2 separate regions of the Homo sapiens genome follow, and region 2 is linked to region 1. A link is an interaction called in ENCODE POLR2A ChIA-PET data of the cell type or tissue named here. Cell type or tissue: A673. All regions are shown on one strand. Links, peaks and the distances in the headings refer to the core of each region. The heading gives the core; the rest is flanking DNA.

Region 1 (10,850 bases), core at 2,404-7,403:
TTCAAGAAAATTTGGACCTCTGGTGAAACTGTTTTTATACTAAGAAAATAAAATCATGTCTAATTGCTTAAAGGAGATAATTAAACTAGCTGTCTTGGCTTATTTTTGTCCATTCCCCATTTGTGTATATTTGGTTCCAGCTCTTTTAATTTTCCTGGCCCTTATATATTTTTCTTAGGCCTTTCTCTCTCTCTATCATTCACCTTATGTCTCTCTCTCTCATGCATTCTTTTTGGTGGTAATTATTTTTTCACCATAAAGATCCTCTCTCTCTCTCTTTCCCTCTCTCCACTCCACAGTCCACCCCCTTCTATTTTCCAATATTAAGTATTCAGCATTTCAGTTTCAAATCTATTCCAGTAAGCTTGCTTCTCCCTTAGGCTTTTTTTTTTTTTCCTCCCCCTGAGCAACTGTCTAAGTGTTTGCTGATAACATCTTAGGGCCAGATTATTTTTCACTGGGCCCATTGTAAGAAGTAACCAGCTTATTCCAATACTGCAGAACACATTTCAGACTATACAATTGTAACAAATGAACAACTTGTCCTCCACAGATTCACCACAGGATCCAATTAGTTACTAAACCTTTTACTAAGGTTTTCTAATTATTTTCTGCAATTATAGCGATTGGGCTGCCTGAAACAATTCAAAAAATGTTTTCATTTTGTCTCACATATATACGCATATACAGTATATGCATACATATGCATATGGAAAGTTAAAATTATGACTAAACAAAAGGAACAAATCTCTAGATTGAATTACACAGACATTTAAAAGGGAATCAAATAAATACCTCTACATTGTAAAAATTAAAAAAAGAGGCATTTTACTTCTGAATATCTAGAATTCTAAATTGTTATAATTTTAAAATAAAATATAAACATTGATCTGCAAGTCATTAAACAGGTGATCACTTCAGCAAAATCTATATTGCAACTTCAGCACATCTTTATTAGAACTCTTTCATTGTGGGTAAACAGCCACAAAAATAAATGCTGACTTAGAAAGTATAAATACAAATATTTAAACAAAAATGTTTGCAGCATTCATAGCGCAAATTGTACCTGAACTGAAGGGCTCTGTGTGTCTATATATATTACATATGTGTGCATTATAGTCACTTCTATCTAACCATATACATATATTTATTTATAATTTGCCAAGCTCTATTAACAATATACCTGAAACAAAATATATAAATGGCATTCTATTAATGGATTTGGAAATAAACACAGGGTAAAGAGCTATGCACAGAAAATTAAATTATATCTCTTTTTGCTGTATATCCACAGAAACTTACAGGTATCAGCTGAAAAGCCTATACTTTGTTTAAAGCTAGTGTTTATTAAATAGGCTGCTCCTTGTAAAATTTGTTCACAAAGGGAAAAATACTATTTTCATTTTTAGAGTCAGTTCAAATTAAAGGAGCAGTTTAAATTTTAGTTTGGCTGAAAAAGCCTTTGAATTCCCTATAAGTTGATTGGTCTTTAAAAAATTAGCTCTACTTAATAAAAGAGACAAAAGTATCAAGATATATATGAATTTAGCCTATTTTTTATTTCTGTGTGTTCATAGTAAACATTTTTGTAAGTGACAAACACGGGCATATGACCACAGTATCACAATCAAGAAATTTTAAGACAACATTAACAATCACTCAAATTTATGCGGCATTTGCGCAACACAGGTTACATATTTGCAAGGTTTACCTATAAGTACAATAGGTATTAACATTTCACTACATTTAGAAAAAATAAAAGTGACCTGTTAGTGACCACATACATCAAAATATACACAACACAAACTGAAGGCAATCGTTAATTTTGTCCCCTTCTGATTCAATTGAATGGGCAGTGTTGCCAACTGAAACAACTTTCCTTTTTGTTTGTTTTAATACTTAGTATACCAAGTGCATTTTCTAGAACCCAATCTTTGGTCTAAAAGTAAACAAAAGAAAAAAAAACAGTTCTTTAAAGAAAAGGACAAAACAATAAATGGCCAAAATAATTTCTTGGGCACCTTTACTACGAATGCTTTTTAAATACAAATTACAGTTTAACATTTTAAAATTCTCCCCATAATTTAGGTTGTTCTCAAGGTCTGCGTCCACCATATAGTTCCATGATAACTTATAATACTGCACACATGGAAATCTGGCGGCTCTTAGAGATAGACTTGTCAGGTTTGAATGAAATGGCAAAGCAGTCACTATTTAGATACACATTCTACTATAATTTGACTTCCAAACCTTATATTCTACAATGTATTCTCCCCACATTGCACCTCGCTGACACTCCACACCTTGTTAGAATAATAAACAACCCTAGAGACTGAACAAACGTACAGAAATGGGAGGGGGGGGCTTAATAAAAAATACCTGGACTTATTTTTTTAATTATCATTTACAATGCAAATGTGTGTAAAACGTTCACTTACAGTCTGGTCCCAGGGATGTTAATGTATTAAAGGGTTGGAAGAAGACCCCTGATTTTGATGTGTGAAATAATCAGACAGTCCCCCAGACAGTCCCGTCGTAAAACTTGGCAAAGAGGGTCTTAAAGACTCACAGGGCAGGGTCGAGGGGGCCTGCGGCGACGTGGAGGAGGACGCGGCCCTGGCGCTCATGGACGTGCTGCTCTGCGAAGTCATTGACGGGTGCGGGACGTGGGGGAAAAAGTAACTGGTCTGGCCCGCGAGCAGGTTGACGGAGCAGGGGTTGAGGGAGTAGGTCCCAGAGCAGGGCACCGACAGGCCGCAGGGCACCGAGGCGGCTAGCGCGGCGGCCGTGAGGTGGTGCGTGGCGTACGGGATCTCCCCGTTGACCAGCCGGTCCACGCTCAGGCCGTTGGCGGTGGAGAAGGAGTGGTTGTTGCCCAGCGAGTTCTGAGTCAACACGGAGCTGTAGGGCATGGGGTGGCTGGGGTAGGCCGACGTGGTGCCGTTGTAACTCAAAGTGCTGCTGGCGCGGGGGTGGTGCAGGGACAGGAAGGGCGACATGGGCCAGTAGAGGGAGCCGGCGCGGTCCATGAAGGTGAGGCCGGTGGAGGTGAGGCGCGCACCGCGCTTGAAGGCCAGCTTGGCCCGCGAGGTGGTGGAGCGGCGCCGCAGCTTGCCCGTGGTGCCGCCGATGAACACGTCGTCGCTCGACGGGTCCAGCATCCAGTAGTTGCCCTTGCCCGGGTCGTCGTAGTGGCGCGGCACCTTCACGAAGCACTTGTTGAGGGACAGATTGTGGCGGATGGAGTTCTGCCAGCCCTGCTTGTTCTCGCGGTAGTAAGGGAAGTTCTTCATGATGAACTCGTAGATGCCGTTGAGCGTGAGCCGCTTCTCGGGGCTCTGCCGGATGGCCATCATGATGAGCGCGTTGTAGCTGAACGGCGGCTTCTCGTACTTGCCGTTCTTCTTCTCGCCCTCCTTGCCCCCCTCCCCGTCCTTGCCGCCCTCGCCCGCCCCCTTCTTCTCCTCCCCCCCGGCGCCGGCGCCCTTCTCCTTCTCGTCCGGCCCGACGGGCGCCAGCTCCCCCGGCCCGCCGCCCGGCTCGCCCTTGCCGCCCAGCCCGTCCGCTTTAGCCCCGTCCAGGGCGGCGGCCGGTGGTGGCGGTGGCGGCGGCGGGAGCAGCAGCTGCTGGGGGCCCTTGTCGTCGTCGGCGGCCGGGGCGCCCCGCGTCTGGGGGGGCTGCGGTGCCGGGGGCGGCGGCGGCGGCGGCTGCTGCTGCTGCGGCGGCGGCGGCGGTTGCGGGGCGGGCGGCGGCGGGTGGTGGTGATGGTGGTGGTGGTGGTGGTGGTGCTGGGGGTGGTGGCTGTTGTGGTGGCCGTGGCTCGCGTGGTGGTTGTCGTTCTGGACCGCCTCGGGCACCAGGCTGTTGATGCTGAACGAGGACTTGGGGATCATTTTCACCTCTTTCCTATCTCCCATGTCCAGCATCACCCAGTCGTCGGGGGGAAACGGCGGCGGCGGCGCGGGAGCGGGACAGCGGCGCGGCGGGCGGCGGCGACCGGTGGGTGCCGAACGGGGCGCGGGGGGCGCGGGCGGCAGCGGCGGCACTGAGCGCTCCGGCAGCAGCGCAGTTGGACCGCAGGCTCGGGCGCTGGCAAGTCATGTAGCAAAAGCAGCAACCACCCCTCAGGAATTAGAAAAAAAAAAAAAAAGGAAAAGAAAAAAGAAAGAAAGAAAAAAGAAACAACCACCGCCCCGGGGGTGAAGCTCCCTCGCTCCCAACTGTACTTCTTGGTCTCCCCCCCCACCCCCCGCTCCCCCCCCCGCTGCTTCCTCCTCCTCCTCCTCCTCTCGCAGCAGCAGTCACAGCAGCAGCAGCAGCAGCCCAAAGGGGGGGAGAGCCGGGCGGCGGGCGGGCGCGTCCCGGAGCGGCCGCGGCGAGGCTGGGGAGACAGCGATCGAGGCGGCTATAGCCACAATTAATTTTCCGAGCTACAGGCGCACACTAGGGCTGTAAAAAAATTTTTGGTTTAACCTTTCCTACCGCTGGGCCAATCAGAGCTGGCGGCGTGCGGGAGCGTCTCTCTCGCCGTCGACCAATCGGAGGGGCCGGGCCCACCCACCCCCGCCCCGCCCGCCGGCTGCCGCCCCCTCGGGCGCTCGCCTCCCCCTCTCCGCGGGCCTCGGACCCCGAGGCCGCGCGGAGCCGCGTAGGGATACGCCGGCGGGAGCACGCGGTGCCGCAGCCCTTCCCTGCGCCCCCGCCACCCCCTCCACCCCGCCGGCTCCGCTCCACCGAAATTCCCCTCCTAGGGCCAATAGCTCACATTTCCGGCTTCCTCCTCATTGTACTGGGTCATTTTCGTTTAAGCGTCAATATTTGTCCTTAGTGATTAAAGTTTGTATCCAATTTTATTTTTGAAAGCGGGGGTGGTGGTGGTAGTGGGAAGAGTGGGAGTGCAGGGAGAGGATGCGAGAGGGCAGGAAATGGAGGAGGTAGAGGCGAGGCACTACTTTTCCGAGTCGGCCTTGCAGGCCAGTGTCTGGCATTTCTGAGCCAGCAGGAAAATTGTGCCCTTTGTAGGTAATAGTCTAGCGCAGCTTTGGATAAGGGGGGAGATAAGGCCCACCGCTGGCGTGTGTGCGGGGGTGTCCTTTACTTCGGGGGAGGAGGGTGTGGGAGAGCTTTGGGAGCGATGAGATGAGGAGGAGGAAGTGGGCAGAGGAGCGCGGGGCCAAACAGGGGTTACTTACTCGATTCCTGAGGCCTGGGCGGCGGCGAGCTCCGGGCTCCGGCACCGCGGGGAAACCGGGACTGGGGCTCCGGGTGCTGCTGCGGCGGCCGGGGCCGCTCAGTAGTGGGCGCCTCTGATGGCCTTCCGAAATGAGAGGTGCCCAGAGAGAAAACAGTACCAAACAATCTCGAAATAAATCAGGTAACACATGCTATATACGTGTGTCTCTTCCTTTTCCTTCTCTCCTGCTCCAGAGCGTCGCTCACGCGCGGGGTGACTCGATGTCGTTTTCTCCTCGCCGCTCCAGCCTCAGCTTCTAATCCGAATTGGAAGCGGGTAGCTGCGAGCGATCACCCTGGAAATATTTTCGTTTTGCTTGTTGACATTGGAGGGAAAATAAGGGTGGGCGTCTATTTCTTTCCGGTTTTTTTTTTAAGCCTTCCTATTTTCACTCCTTTTTTTTCCTTTCCGTTTCTCAAATGCTTTTATTTTGTGCGGGCCTCATTCCTGAAATAACAGTATACTGAAGCCAGCTCTTGCCAACCCTGAGTGCTGCTGGAAAGCACCGGGGAGCCTTGGGAACGTGGATCTCACAGTCCCAGCTTCTTGGGCTTTGGAACTGGGAAGGTTCGGTTGGAGGTTGAAGTGAATGGGGAAATTGCGAATCGGGGGCTTTAAAAGGATCCCGTGGCCAGGGGCAGGGCTAAGGCCCAGCATTTCCCAGGGATTGGAATTTAGTGGGGAGCACATTGATCAAAGGCTGTTTCATCCCACATGGGCACGAAACATACCACATTTTACGGAGGATGTAGCCCCAGAGAAGAGGGAGGTGGAGAAGCATAAATGAAAGGCACCTTTTCCTTCCTCTAGAAGGTAAATAATTATAAAATGTAAGCATTTCTTCACTTGGATAAACTTTCATTAAGATATCTGGCAGATTTGGTATTTAAGAAAACGAAGGAAGGAAAATTGGTGCTTATGCTTGATCCTAAAGTTAAATTGTAACATAAAGAATGCGGTTGATGAATACTCAGGATAATAGGGGGTTATTCCATCCTCCCCACCCCCAGTCTTAAGAAAGAGAAAGAGAGAAAAGGTTGGGGGGGGGGGAGGAAACTGGAGAGAATAATAGATAATTACAAATAGCTAGTGAATTTTAAATATGCATCTATTAGGAATGCCACAAAGGAGCTTTGAATATTGGACTAACCTCAAATGTCCTTCCACTGTATGTATGTATCTTTACCTATGTCTACATATCTTCTCACTTTAAAACAAACTGTATTTACATGTGGAAAAATTCAAGGGTTCCAACAATCAGTGTTGATAGTGACATGGTCCCAAACATTTATTTCCAAGCTCTGGATTTCTCGCAGGGCCGGGTGAGCTAATGGGCTTTGCCTACCGGCTGGAGAGATTTGTGGGCCTTCCCCTTCCTACTCACTTTTCCTCCTCCCACTCTTCTCCCCTCTTCAGGCCCGTTCTTCCTACTTTTCCTCAACTCTCCTTCCTCCCTCCTCCCTCCTTCTCCCTTAGCTCCCCCCGCCCCTTCCCCCCACCCTCCATTCCTCTGTCTCTCCATTCCTCCACCTACTCCTCCCAATTTCTCCTCTTACAGCCCCCCTTCTCACCACCACTTATAATGGCACACAGGGCTCCCTCTGAGGTGGACGGCCCGGTACGTTTTCGTAGTCGGTCTAGCGTGAAATGATTCGGTGTAACCGGATTCTTGGGAAAGGACAGGTTACGTAAACATTTACTGATGTGGAGTAACTATACTATTTGTACTCTGATATGCAGGAAGGAAAGTGTTGATTAACACAGAAGAAAAAAAAAACGAAATTAGCTGATTGCATGCTCATAAGTGCAAGCTGTCATTGAACTGCTTTTAAAATAGACACAGCTGGGTGTTTGTGTTGAAAAATTTCTTGTGTTTTTGCTAATACTGAAATAAGCATGATTTTGTATACCAAACATTTTCAGATCATTAAAATTTGTAATCTGTGCTGGTTTTAAACACAAAGAAAAGAAACAGAATCATTTCGATGTAAAATTTGCTGATATTATATTAACTCAATCAGGTCTGTACAAATTGTGCATTGTGCCTCCTAAAATCTGTTTGATCAATTTAATACACAAAGTGCCAAACGTGGGTATTGTTTGTTAACATTGGACATTTTATTCAAATCCGAGCTCAGCAGCAAACTGGAGGAGCTTTCCTTCAATACAACACCAGCTCTGACTGATGAATTTTTAATGTTTTAAGGTGTTTCTTAGGTCAAATCTGAGCGTGCATTGTTTTGTAATCCTGTATAAAATTTTAGCAGGTGGAAATAAGTTTTTCTTCTGTTTACTTTCAAATAGCAAAAACTGGGGTTTGCTAATGAGCACTGTAATAATCTGATTTTATATGCTAGGAGCTCATATTGACTGGGAAAATGTTTTTCATTCAAATTAAGGCTATGTTATATAGTTTAAGGATTGCATGAATGCAAGTCTCTCAAAATAGGATATTCTTATGGGCATAAATAGTATATAGTTTAATGTAATATTTAAAAATCTATTCTTCCTAATGACAAAAGTTATTTGTAATCTGGCAAGAAGTGAGTTTTAATTCCTTTTAATAATTTCAATTGCACTTTATGTCGAGATGGTGATATATATATATACTCACACACATATATATGTGTGTGTGTGTATATATGTATATATATATAGCTTGTTCAACAAAACATGCACTGTTTACTCAGCACCCCGTGTTTGTCTCAGCAATAGCTTTTTTAAAGAACTGCTACTATTTGAAATGGAGGGGGAGGGGGGTCCTGGACAGAGTATTGTGCAAGTTGAAAGTCTCTGGATGGGGCTTTGTATATCCTACCAGCCAATTTGGGTGCAAATTGGATTTGAAGGCCTGCCTCTGTCCACCTCGGGCCTCTTCCCTAAGCACTGGAAGCCCAATCTTCAGCCCCACTCAGTCACCGTGATTACCTTCAGAAGACAGAGGGAATTCAGTTGTCTCAGACCTGAAACAAATTCTCTATCATTCTAATTTTTTTCTCATGATGGATCTAACCTTGATCTCTCACACAGACATCTACAAATGTGTACTATTAATGAATAAAAGCAGAAGTCAAAGTAAATGTAATTTTCTGGTATATATCACAGTAAACTTCTCTCTTGCTCTGTCTGCAGTCCCCCAGCTCTCCCAAAGAGGTCAGGCCCCGTAAAGAGTGAGCAGTTCCAATGGAAGAATTGGTTAGGAAATGAATTAGATTATTCCTTCTGGAGTTTTAATTAATAACCAAGGCTACACAGCATACTTCATCCGAGTAGGGAGCAGAACATTTCATTTTTCCATTTGGCGGTGTTATTTAAGTATTCTTTAGGGCCTCTTTCCTGTTTTCAGTCAGTGATCCGCCTCTTTTCTTCTTGCTAGCTGCTGGTTAAAGGAAGGTGGGCCCCATTTACCTAAAATCCACTCTGCTCTCCATTCCCTGGACAGGGTGTCCTTGGAGTGGCACCCAGCGCCAAGCTCTAGCTAAAGTTCTCTTCCTGCAGATGCACAGAGAATTTCTGACCTTGTGACGTTTGGGAGTGAGGAGATCCCATACAGAGGCATCCAGGTATTTCCAGAGATCCTGTGGCAGGTGAGGTCTGCCCTCGCTGGAGCCAACTCGTCTATAATATCTTCCTAACAGCAGGTAATGGTGCTAACATTTAGTGATTAGAAGTTACTCTTTAGCGTGTTGTATCCTCGTTCTGTGGGTTTTGGTTACAGGTTATACGATTAGGTTTGCGAGAACAGTAGTGAACTAAACTTCTCAGTAAGAGGTCTTCACACCAGGGAAGTGTTACTTTTCTGCAGCAGCCCTGCCTCGTCACTCATTAGGGAGCTGCAGGTTGTCAGTGGCTGCTCTCAGCGCGCGCACGCGCACCCTCAACGTCCCCGGGGGCGCGCACATTCGCGCGTGTGTGTACACACACACACATACACACACACACACACACACAGCACTAAAACTAAATTAAGAAGCCGATGATTAAGACAAGCGTCTACTAGGCCTGTCATTTCAGCATCCTTCCATCATAACATTGTGGCACCGGCAATTTTGCTTGAGAACCTCGAGTAAAAAAATCTATGGGAGAGCCTCGTCTATGAGAGTGGAAATGTTTAGCTTGTGTAAGCTAGGGAGCCACTTTAAAAGGGAGAAAGTCCAAGGCGAAGAAGAGGAGCAGGAGGAGGAAGAGGACAAGGATGAGGAGAAGGCCTTGACAGAGACCCCTGGGACTCTCCAGGCAAGTCTCTGTGACGCTGCCAGGTGTTCCAGGCTCTCTGAAGCCAAGTACGTACGCAGCCAAAAGAAAAGTCCCGTGATCTTCAGCAAAATGTGCATGGGAGAAGCTTTGTCCCGACATTAGCCAAGGGAGAGCCAGGCGTGGAAAGATCCATGACGAAATACCACCAGAGGGCCAAGGGACTTTAGTCTCTGGAAAAACTTCTCAGTCGAATACTCTGTACATCTCTTGTAAACATTGTAAACATAATGTCCACTACCCTTTTACTTGTTTCGCGTTCTTTGCCAGTGCCCTCCAGAGGGTGAGTGATTTGCTGAAGGACTTGAGTCCCTGATAGTGTGAGGGCGGACCTGTTCCATTTTTAGACCTGATCCAGTTGTGAGAAATGGTCCCACACAGCCTGGGGAAGTGCCCCTGAGAGGCCGATTCCTATTTTTCCTCTAGTTACCCAAGGAAATGGTGTAGTCAGTCTTTCAAAGGAGATAGGGGAAGCTCCACAAACAACCATAACACAGCACAACAAAACAAAACAAAGAGCTGAAGGGGTGTTGGTGAACTAGAATGAAGGAGGCTAGAGCTCAGGTTCTTAGTTTTAACCCCCAGCTCTATCCCATAAGGAAGAAAGTGAGACTTGGCAAAAGCCAGCCCACAAACAATATTACCTCGGATTTTCCATCAGTGGGGCACCAAAACAGGAAAAAAGAAAATAACTATATATATCTATATATATATATATATCTATATATAGATATATCTATATATCAAGCTGAAAGAAAAACTTACAGGGCTAAAAATGCTGAACTCTTAAGAGCTGGAACTCCTAACTATCCCATCATTGTTCTTACTTAGTTGGAGCTTCAATGTGATTTCTAGTAGAAGCCTCAATCTTCTTCTGGAAGTGTTACAGGACCTTTTAGAGAAGGGGTGTGTGTGTGTGTATGTGGGGGTGGGTGGCGGGTGAACCAAGACTTCTCTTTTGAAGCACACCTCCAAATGGTCCCCCAAATTCCAGTTGTGTGAGAAAAGATGGAAAGGTCTGACTCCTTCGCAATTTTTAGCCGGTCACCTTCGAACTAGTCACCGCTCAATATTTAAATGTACACGGAAAACATTGAACAGTTCAAGGTCCGTATATGAGATTAATAAGTATCTTATAGGAAATGCTTGCACCCACTAAAGGTCTGAAGGAATGAGAGGAGAGAAAACTTCATGAGTGGGGTAAGCAAGCCAGGAAGCACGCAGAGAACCCTTCACCCCAAAGTCTCCCTTTGCGTGGGGAAAGTAGTATCTACTAATCAGATCTATCTGCTTCTTTCAAGAAACCTGCGTGGACAAACCAATGGGCAAGTTTTTACTTTGTGCTCATCTTACACCCACCTGG
Region 2 (10,850 bases), core at 3,013-8,012, 680 kb before region 1:
ATAATGTTTTAAAAAACCTTGCAAACATTTTGAACTCTGGTGATGCCTTTCAAAAGGCAATGGAAAATCACTTATATAAAGTTTGCTTTCTATCCACTTAATCCCAGAAAAATCTAGGATGGATGGGAATAAGGTTCATTCCCGAAGATGTTTATATTAAGAAGAGCCTATTAAATATATTCTTAAGCCTGCTTGCTGTTGCTTAACTTCACTGAGACCTAGAAACAATGCAACTGAAGTGACAAAATCACCTTGACATCTGGTGAGTCAGGTCTATTATTTTATTATTTTACTGTCCCTGTCCCAACTTTGCTGGTTGTTTCTTTGGTGACATTTAAGGACAAGACACAGTTGATTGATAATAATGCTGACTTAAAGTAGAAATGGAAACATCTGGAGGAATCACATTTCTTTGCCTGGATAACCTTTATCTGTCCTTTGAAATTCTGCTTAGATGTCATTTTCTAAAGCAAGCTTTCCCTAAACCCGTAAATTAGCCTAAATGTCCCTTTTTGGAACTCATGGCACTTAGTGTGTACTCCTGGTTCAGTGTTAGAATTATATCATAGCTGAAAATCCTCCCTATTAGACTGTAAGCAGAGCAGCACCAGCCTTATTATCTTTGTACTACTGGTATCTAATATAGCAATATACTGCCTGATCATGCATAAGGAGCCAGAATTAGGACACAATGATGAGAGTTAGAAAATAGCATCAGGCAATATATTAGGTAGGCAGAGGATGAACAAGATATTTTGTTTCCCTCAAGATCTAATTGGATATAATCTGTACGTAAATAGATAGTACCATGAGGGTGTGCACAGGCTACTACAGGGATTAAAAAAGGAATTTAATCAGCCTAAGCGGAAAGGAATGCCAAGGAAATCTTTCAGAAGAGCTAATGTGGGAACAAAGTGCTCATGGATCGCCTCAAGCATAAGTGAACAAGACAACTTTCGGAGCTGCCAATAGTTAATGGTGTTTTGAATTTAGAATTTTAAAGGTAGAAGATTGTATTAGAAAAGTAGATGGGAGTTAGGACAGGATGATGTAAACCGAAATGCCAAGTACTTAGTTTTGTAACCTGCAAAATGAGAAGCCATTGAAAAGTTTTAAGCAGGGCAGTGCTATGATAAAATGTAAATTTGAGAGGGCTAATCTAGAGTAGCATGATAGAAGATGAATATGGGGGTGCACAAACTGTGACAAAGAGACAGTGAAGAGGTATGACTCCAGAACTGAGGTATAAGAGTCAGGGATAGAATAAAGGCATATTAAATAGGCAAAATTAAAAGGACTTGGTGAATTAAAAGATTAGGTGTCTGGCAAGGTGAATTGAGTTTTCTGGATTGGCCATAGCGGGTACAAAGGGGACATTCATTGAGAAAAGTACACGAGGATAGGGAAGAGAGCTCAGTTTTGGACAGGGTGTGTTTGGGGAGCCTGTAGATGAGGAAGTCCAAAAGGCATTTAGGTGTGTGAGTCTGGAGTTCAAGGGCAAGGTCTGTGGTAATGATACAAGTTTGGAATTTGTCATGCTGGTTGAAGTTGTGGGGATTATAGAGGGCATTGATATTTTTAACACAAATCCCTTGGGATCCCTTTTGCCCTTTGCTTTCTATCCAGCTCCTCCACCCCACTCCCTCATAGTTTTGTATCTACTGGTGTGGGGGGTTGCCCTTGGGTATGGTGGCTGCTTCATCTGCAGGTTCAGAGAGCTGAAAGCATCTGGTTATTCCAATCCTAGAAGCAGACGTTAGACAAGGACCAACCAGTACAGGAGTATGAGATCAGCTCTCTTGCCTCTTGTCAGGGGCAAAGTGTGAGTTGTAATTTGCCCTCCAGGACTTTACCCAAAATTGTACCTTTGCTTAATTTTTTCCCATTGCTTGTCCTGCTTCTGCATTCGCTTACTAGTCTCCTTGGGGAGAACTTCTCTAATGAATCACTGGAACGCAAATTCTCATCTCGGGTCTATTTCTGGGTATGTCTACTTAAAACATATTGTGAGTAAGACCATCCAAGTGGAGTATTTAAAATGGAAAGGAAACATGTCAAAAAAAAAAAACAACCCCCAAAAAACCCACAGGGATATCACCGGTCAAGGATGGACTGTGAGAATCATGATCTTGGATTGTGTGACTATAGGTAGGGCCATCTTAGGTGTTGAAAAATGTCCTTTCAGACCAAGTGGTTTTTTCATCCCTTGCTCTATTTCTGGCAGGATGAATTCTTGCTGCTGGTAAATGTGAAGAAATGCGGGATTATCTGATAAGGTCACAGTGACACTGTTAGGAAGGATGCTGATAAATATATCTTGGCCACAACAAAGAATTAATCCTAGATTGGGACCAATTGGATATTGTGGACTGCTTCATACATGAGAAGGAATCGTAATTTCACCCCCGTTTTCCACCAGTGTTATGTGGTGACATCTTTCTATGGACTTAAATATATAGATCTACATCATTATTTTTAATTACTGCTTTGCATATTGTTGCATATATGAATTATGGTCCAATAAATAACTCATCTTTCATAGATATCTTGTTTTTCCTCATGTTTTTCTTATTATAAATGATGCTGTGAAGAACAACCTAACACACACATCTCTTTTTGTATAGTTGATTATCTTTTTCTCAGGAAATATTTTTAGAAGTGAGATTTGTTTGCTAAATGATATATGTGTTACACATTTGGACACAGGTAGTTCTATAAGTTTTTTAATTAACATGACATATATTTATGCATACAAGTTATAACTTTATTTTCTCATAATTCAACAACGGCACCTCTATTGTAAACCCCCATTTCCAATTGACAACAGAAAATCTTATCTAATAGTCAATTTTAGGTTAAATCAGTCCAATAAAGTAACTTTAAACTTAGTTAATGCTATTTAAAAATGCCACCATGTGGAGGTTTAAATTTTCTGTTCTGGGCCTCTCTTACTGTATCTTATCTGGGGCCAGTTCTTAGTTCCAGGGTGCTTATGCAACTGTCACCAGGGTCTGATCTGGCTCTGAGTTGGTTCTGCACTGGCAATTTCCCCAGATGTGATTTATCAAGACTCTCCTTTGGCACTAATGGCACACAGTGTTTCTTCAGTGATGACATGTCTGAAGTTTGAATGGAACGCTGCTTAGATGTTTGGCCCAGCTGATTTTTCTGAGATGCAGCTTTGTTGTTCTCAGGTTTCTGGTTGGAACAGTAACCAACTCTGTGTCCCATCATCCCAGCCCTAGGATTCCTCAACTGACCGCTGGCTCTATCTCTCAGCAAATCTTCCCGTCCCACTGGACACATGGAAACTTTGGATCTCTATGCAACAATCAAAGGGAACAAGCAACTGTAGGGAAAGTAGGAAGTCCAACAATTTCTTCTTCATAGACCGTTTTGCCTGATCTTCCTGAGGAAAGAGGTAATGTCACTAGGTAATTCTGAAGAGAATGAGGAGAGTAGTCAAGCTTTGAAGAAGCAGCTGAAGAGAAGAAGCTAACTATGGGAAGAAGTGTCAGGCAGTGTTGATAAACTCCAGACTATAAATTTCTAGTAGGCAAACATGGGCAAATATGTTACATTTTCTCCATCACTGCCCAGTGATAATAGCAAAGGGTTGAAGACTTGCAGAACATCCAGGGGAGGTAGGACGGGGAGGTTGAGGATGTCTAAACATAGTGGGAATAAAACAATGAATGAGCTGGACAGATACACGGCAGGCTGTGGTCAGATAAGGGGATAATGGGTTTTCATAGTTTAAAGGTTGAAAGTTTTCAGGAGATGAAAAACCTTGTAGGGGAGGATTAAAGTAAAGGAGTCAAAACCAATAAATTTAGAAAGTCAAATCACTGTGAGGCTGGGGATTTGCTTGGAAATTGAAGCTGGTTAGGATGAAGGTTGAACTTGGGGTGAAGAGGAAGACACATTTCCAGGTTCTAAAGACATGGAGGGAAACCGCTGGGAGTTAAATAGAATGAAATTAAGATAATGAGCATTACAACAGCAAGGAGGGTTAACATATATCAGAGGGCAAAAGCCTGAAAGGAAAACAGATTTGAGAGGAGTTAAGAAGGTAATGGTCTGAAAAGGAAAACCAGGACAATGGAATACTAATCATTCTCTCTATCTCTCTTCCCCAACTGCAGAGCTAGAAGACATAGACAAGGATGAGAAGAGCTATTCTTAGGGGAGAGCCAGATTTCAGGTAAGGAGATAGAGGTAGTTCATTTGGCAGATGATTCAGAGAGCAGGAAGAGCGAAGCATGAAGAAAGTGAAAGCACAGTAGAGAATAAAAAGCTAGTGAAGCTTGCGTTTTGAATGACAGGCAAAGCAGAGGGAATCGGGAGAGAAATTTAGTGGACTGTTCTGAAGAAAGCCTTCTGAAGAGAACTTTGGTACATAACCGCTTGCTGTCCCTGGCTGAGGTCGTCAGAGTTTGTAGCTCTATTCATTCTCTCTTTGTGTCTTAGTCGGCAGGCGGTGACTTAGCTTGAGGTTCCAAAAAGAATATTGATTAAAATACATTTTAAAGTTTACACCTGGAGTTGTGTGCTGCTGTTAAGTGTGAATATGCTTAATGTTTTGAATAGAAGTAAAATTCACTTGTGGGACAAAGTTGAAATTTGCATGTGGACCTAGCCAAAATTGATTTGAGTTTCTTGGGTTGTGTGATATAATTAGCAAAAATATTATTAAAGCCTTTAAAGTCATTTTTCCCAAAGCAGATGCTAATGGCAGCAAAAAAGCAGTCTCTTTCATCTAGAATTTGAGAATTATAAGCGAGGGCGAGGTGAACAGAAGCCCCGAAAAACTTCACAGCTAAATTTGATGAATTCTATTGGTATCTTGTCATCCTCAATTCTTATTTTTTTAGTTATCATAACAAAACTGAACCCTAAATATCAAATTAGGAAAGGAATTTTTAAAAACTGTAGAGAAAGATAAATGACAGCAGGCCCGTTATTTTCTTGCTATCATCCCACTTCTCCAAGAGAGTGGCAGTAGCTATCAGGCAAGTGTAGGTGCTTTTTCATGTTACTGTTCGGTCATACCAGGGCACAGCTAAAGATATCAGACTGGAGTTGGATCCTGGCTTTGCATTTCTTTTCTGTCTTTAATCAGTCATTTCCTGTTTGGTGTGAGTTAACAGTTCCTTTGGTGGATTTTTTTTTTTTTCCTCTGAGTCATCTTACTTGATAATGTCAGCCATGGACTCACTGGCACATGTTGTATTGTCAATCTGTGATTCTCACTTTGGGCCATTTCTGTTGCTTGTGTCTCTTCTACTTTCAATTTCCCTTTGGTTGCCATCCCCTATTTTAGGAGAACTCAATCCACGTGCAGAGAAATATTATAGGTTAATCTCAGCAGGATGTGTGAGAAAGAGACCTTGGAAACAGGATGAAACTTGGAGTGTCATAATTCTATTTGCAGAGACTTGATCCTTGCTTACATGGACTGATCACAGTTGCTGAAAAAAAATAACTCTGTGATATTTTCATGGATTCAGCCATATGGCACCGCCCTACCTGAACCATCATTCTGTTTTCCCTTACAGACACTGAGGAATGCAATATGGACATCCCGTCTGACTACACAGTATACAAACTCTTTACCTAATGTTGCAGATGGGTTTCATATATCCGAGGGGCTGTTTATTAATGTGGATATTTTTTCTTTTGCTTATTTACATATTGCTCAGAAGCCTGCCTACAACATGGAAATGATTTGCATGCATCTCGTTTCTTAGGAGTAAAGCACACTCCTACACAATAGGGCACATCATTTCACAAAGAGGCAAGTCATTTTGGGGTCTCCATTTTCACATTTTGTGGGGGCAGTGCCATAAAAGCACTCTACACAAAGCGATCTCTACAATTTACTTGGAATGTGAGCAGATATAAAGAAGGACTTAAATGCTTGGAGACAGTAAGGTATGGTAGAGAAGGTGGTAGAAGGAGTGAAGGTATTAGAATAAGGCACGCTGAAGAAATATTCCCGATTTTGCTATTTACCACCTGTGCAGTCTTGGAAAATATTTAACCTGAATCAACCTAATTCCTCATCTATGAAATAGGAAAAATAGCATATCATGTAAAGTTTTTGTAAGAATTGGTCATAATGCATATGTTATTAATAATGAAGTTGTTAAAATTAGTTAGGAATTATCATTATTACTGTTTTCCCAGGACAGGTATGTTGATGCTTTCAGGAAGTAAAGATGATTTTTCTTTGATTATTTGTCTTTACTCCACAACAGTTTTTGAGGTGTATATTCCTATTACCTACAGAAGTGCCTGGAACATGATCTGCCATGCTCATGGATTATCAATGCATGTTAGTTTACGTAATTGTAAAATAGATCCGTTCAAATGAAAAACATATCCCTAAATAGGCACTCATATTTAGAGAGATGGAATCAAAATTTTATAGATGATTACTGGGTAACTTGTTGGAGAAAAAGATGTAAAATATAAAAAGAAAGGTTGAATTATTTTCTTTTTTTACTGTTTACTTGACTCAAACTCTTTGGTTTAGAAGTGGAAACTTGAAACTTGGAGAACAACAACAACAATAGCAACAACAACAGAATAGGAACATCATACAAGGCATTTCTTCATTTGTGTGTACTGTCTTCCACCAGCAGAATGTTAACCTGCCTGAGAACAGGGATTTTGTCTGTTTCCTCGTCTGGTAAAAACCTGCCCACTGCCTTGAAGAGTGTCTTGAACACAGTAATTGCTCAATATGTATTGAATAGATTTTCATTTCTTCATATCTAATATCTAGAGAGTTCATAATAACACATCCTTTCTGCTCTTCATACCTAGGATGAGGAAATCCATTTGTCTTTAAATACAGGATTTTTAAAATTTCAGGATTCATTTTCATTTTTAACAGAAGTATTTACTCTTTGGCCATTAATTTTTATTTCTATCACTTGGCAAAATGGTTATCCAAATAATTTACCCTACGTGCCTAAATTTGTTTCAATCAAAACACTTAAATTTGGCTACCCATAACAATCATATTATTATATTTTATTGTCTTTGTATTTCAGTCATGATATTTCAGGTATTTATATATGGGGAAGACCTTGGCTAGCACAGCAAGCTTTGTGGAAAAGAATGGATATTAATTATTCTCTCAGAAATTAATTTTTTTATCAGATAAAACTTCCAGATGGATGCCAGATCATAGAATCACATTTTTATTTCCTGCTATCTTATGGCACACTGAAACACTGATTTGCAAGCTGGAACATGATGCTCTGACCATGTAATTGTCAATAGCATAACCTGTTTTGCACCTTATACCTGGATCCTTTAATTTTCACACTTATTCTGACACATTTAGAAAGCCTATGGTCTGAATTCTTCAATTCATGTTCACTGAGAAGTTAGTGAGGTTCTCTCCTGTAATGCCAGCACTTTGGGAGGCTGAGGCAGGAGGATCACGAGGTCAGGAGACCGAAACCAGCCTGGCTAACACGGTGAAACCCCATCTCTACTAGAAATACAAAAAATTAGCTGGGCGTGGTGGCACGTGCCTGTGGTCCCAGCTACTCGAGAGGCTGAGGCAGGAGAATCACTTGAGCCTGGGAGGCGGAGGTCGCAGTGAGCCGAGATCGCGCCACTGCACTCCATCCTGGGCAACAGAGTGAGACTCTGACTCAAAAAAAAAAAAAGTTAGTGAAGTTCTAAAGTACAAAAACTCTAGTAGGAACTTAATGAAAGCCAATAAACAAAATCATAGATTATTCCCCAAGACAATTATTATCTTCTTCTGGAACTAGAGTAAGGTTCCACGTAAGTTGAATTTCTTGCTCTTCTTAAGTTCTTTTTACAGTAAAATTTCCAGTAAACATAGCTGGCCATAACATGAGAAGTCAGACACATTAGCAGGGACTTAACAATGCAGCAGAAATGTGGACTCTAGGTCCCTCTTGCCCATTTTTTGGTTGTGTGACCCTGGGCAAGCTGTTTAAACTTTGTGACCACTGATTCCTCACAGAAAAAAAAGCAAGGCTTTCAGTAAGATAGCTTTGACATCCTTTGTGTTTCTAAAATTTTTATAATCCACAAACCAGGTAGGCTAACTCCAAATTATTGAAAAATCAATACACAGTTATATGAAATGAAGATGGTCTTTTTTTTTAATCACAATGAGCTCTTTGAAATAAAAGCAGACTCCTTAGTTTTGTTTACATTTATATGACAAAATACCATCTCAGCGACAGCCTTGTCCTAGATGTTGTCATGCATGAGCAATAAATTTTAAAATGTTTGAGGGGTTCAAAAGATCACTCTGAATTCATCTCTAACAATTTGAGGAAAAACGAACTCTGACAAAAATAGGTTCCAAGGTCTCGGTTAATGTGCTCTGGAAAATGTTAAATATTAAAAAGATAGCAATAGCAAATATACCAGTAATTTATAGATCATGATAGAACTCAGGCGTGTGTGTGGCTTATCTCTCTAAATTAACATGTTGACAGCAGAGCAATAATGATGTTTAATTCAAACAATCTTTTTTATGGCAGGCAGTATGTGAGAAATATTTTTGATGTATTCATCATGTTTTTGTGTTCTGGGATCATCTTGCAAAAGCAGACTTGAATCTTTCCTAAATGCATGGTCCTTCGATTTCAACTGATAGAATATTATGACTTCCTTTGTCTTCTGTTTTGTGATTTTGCCAGTAGTTGAAACAAGGAGAACAATAGAGTGTACATGAATAGAATTGAGCATTACGGAAGGTGTAAAGATACTGAAAGCTGACAAAAGAGGAACACTAATGAACCAAAAAAAAAAAAATTGGCTTAATTTTTTTGAGTTAGGAATTTCTACATCTATATCTCTATCTTTTGTTTTCCTTTAAAAAGAACAAATAGTTTATTTAAAGGGAATTAATTCCTTCACTAATAGCTATATATGATTTATTTAAATTCACATGGAATTTCTTTAATAAATACCTAAAAGGAAAAGATAAAATGCTGCTAGTCTTTGTGGGGAAAGGGTTCCACAAGAAAAACAATGAAAAATTGTTTATTGATTTATTATGCAAAATGATTTATTGATTTATTTATACATGCTTTCTATGTATAATGTAATTCTTTCTCTAGTCTTTGCCATTATCAACCTTTAGCAGAAAGTCAATTGCTGCATCAAAATGATCTTTCATAACATACAAGCAATTTGCTCTAGGAATCCAGGCACAGTGGTCCATGGGAACCTGAATTTTGTCTTAGATGCTCTCCCTACATTTCTTGATCTTTCTCAGAGCACCATGTCGCCTCCTACTCTCTGTTAACTGGGAACTTACTGTATGTTTCCCTGGAGCTGTATGCTGCCAGTTTCTTCAATGAAGTACTCCTTTCTCCAGAATTAACACTTCAGACTCTTCTCCGCAGTCAGTCTATCAGTTTGGATATATTAATGTATGTTGAAATGTGATTAGCTTTAGCTCTGGTGTAATTTGCATTTTTAATATTAGTTTTTTAATGGAAAGGGATTTCTAATTGTTGGATTTGCTTGATTCCCACCTTCAACCCCTGTTAATTCTCCACCTTAAACTTCTCATCCTGCTAATAAAAGACTTCATTTAGTTATTGTGAATTCCCATATTTGTTGAAAAATAGTTTATTTCTTCACAAAAATGTATTTTTCAGAACATTCAGAAATGTTTTCAGAACATTTTTATGTCTTTCCCCCTGGGTTTACATTGCCCCCAGTTTTTGCTTTGATGTTTCTATCTGTCTGTTGTTACACTAGATCCCACAGCTAATGGGTCCTAGGTGAAAGCACTTTAGTTATTTGTTCCCAGGCACCATGGTTCAACTGCTAAGCAGAGCAGTCCTTCCTCATCTTCTTTCTTGTGAGATCTTTGTAGGCACTTCCAAAGGAGGTGAGAAGACTCAGCATTTCATCCCCAGTTTCTGCCTTCACATCTATTAGCCCATTCTCATGCTGCTAAGAAAATGTGGCACATATACACCATGGAATACTATGCAGCCATAAAAAAGGATGAGTTCATGTCCTTTGCTGAGACATGGATGAAGCTGGAAACCATCATTCTCATCAAACTAAGACAAGAACAGAAAACCAAACACCACATATTCTCACTCATAAGTGGGAGTTGAACAATGAGAACACATGGACACAGGGAAGGGAACATCACACACTGAGGCCTGTTGGCGGGTGGGGGTCAGGGGGAGGGATAGCATTAGGAGAAATACCTACTATAGATGACAGGTTGATGGGTGCAGCAAACCACCATGGCACATGTATACCTATGTAACAAACCTGCACGTTCTGCACAGGTGCCCCAGAACTTAAAGTATTAAAAAAAAAAAGGAAATACCTGAAACTGGGTAATTTCTAAAGGACAGAAGTTTAAGGGACTCACAGTTCCACATGGCTGGGGAGGCCTTGCAATCATGGTGGAAGGCAAAGGAAGAGCAAAGAAACATCTTACATGGTGGCAGGCAAGAGAGCTTGTGTAGGGGAACTCCCCTTTGTAAAACCATCAGATCTCATGAGACTTACTCACTTTCATGAGAATACCACAGGAAAGACCCACCCCTGTGATTCAATTATCTCCCACTGGGTCCCTCCTCCAAAACCTGGGGATTTTTTGTTTGTTTGTTTTGTTTTGTTTTAAGATGGAGTCTTGCTCTGTCACCCAGGCTGGAGTGCAGTGGCGCAATCTCAGCTCACTGCAACCTCTGCCTCCTGGGTTCAAGCGATTCTCCTGCCTCAGCCTCCCTAGTAGCTGGGACTACAGGTGCGTGTCACCAAGCCCAGCTAATTTTTTGTAGTTTTAGTAGAGACGGGGTTTCACCGTGTTA

The links. Peaks named below come from ENCODE experiments on the same cell type or tissue, not always from the same donor. Only the 100,000 strongest peaks of a DNase experiment are listed, where the experiment ranks them.
Region 2: POLR2A ChIA-PET joins it to region 1 with 8 read pairs; 2 of 35 experiments call an interaction of 5 or more read pairs at or near these places.

What each region holds. Positions count from the first base shown.
Region 1 is chr14:28,760,356-28,771,205 of GRCh38, reverse strand. FOXG1 (forkhead box G1) reads right to left here and starts at 4,419. Exons shown (of 1, transcript NM_005249.5): 1 at 929-4,419. The coding sequence starts at 3,926. The coding sequence ends at 2,457. It overlaps FOXG1-AS1 (FOXG1 antisense RNA 1), which reads left to right and starts at 5,887. Exons shown (of 7, transcript NR_125758.1): 1 at 5,887-6,046; 2 at 8,732-8,874. RefSeq lists an enhancer at 4,764-5,288. In A673, for the core only: a CTCF peak has its summit at 2,990 (motif pointing right); a DNase peak (open chromatin) is centred at 4,575; H3K4me3 peaks cover 525 bases; H3K27me3 peaks cover 3,918 bases.
Region 2 is chr14:29,437,204-29,448,053 of GRCh38, reverse strand. No RefSeq gene overlaps it. Among named protein-coding and RNA genes, the nearest start is that of LINC02326, 380 kb to the right of the region's middle. In A673, for the core only: no CTCF peak of the experiment used is centred there; a DNase peak (open chromatin) is centred at 5,133.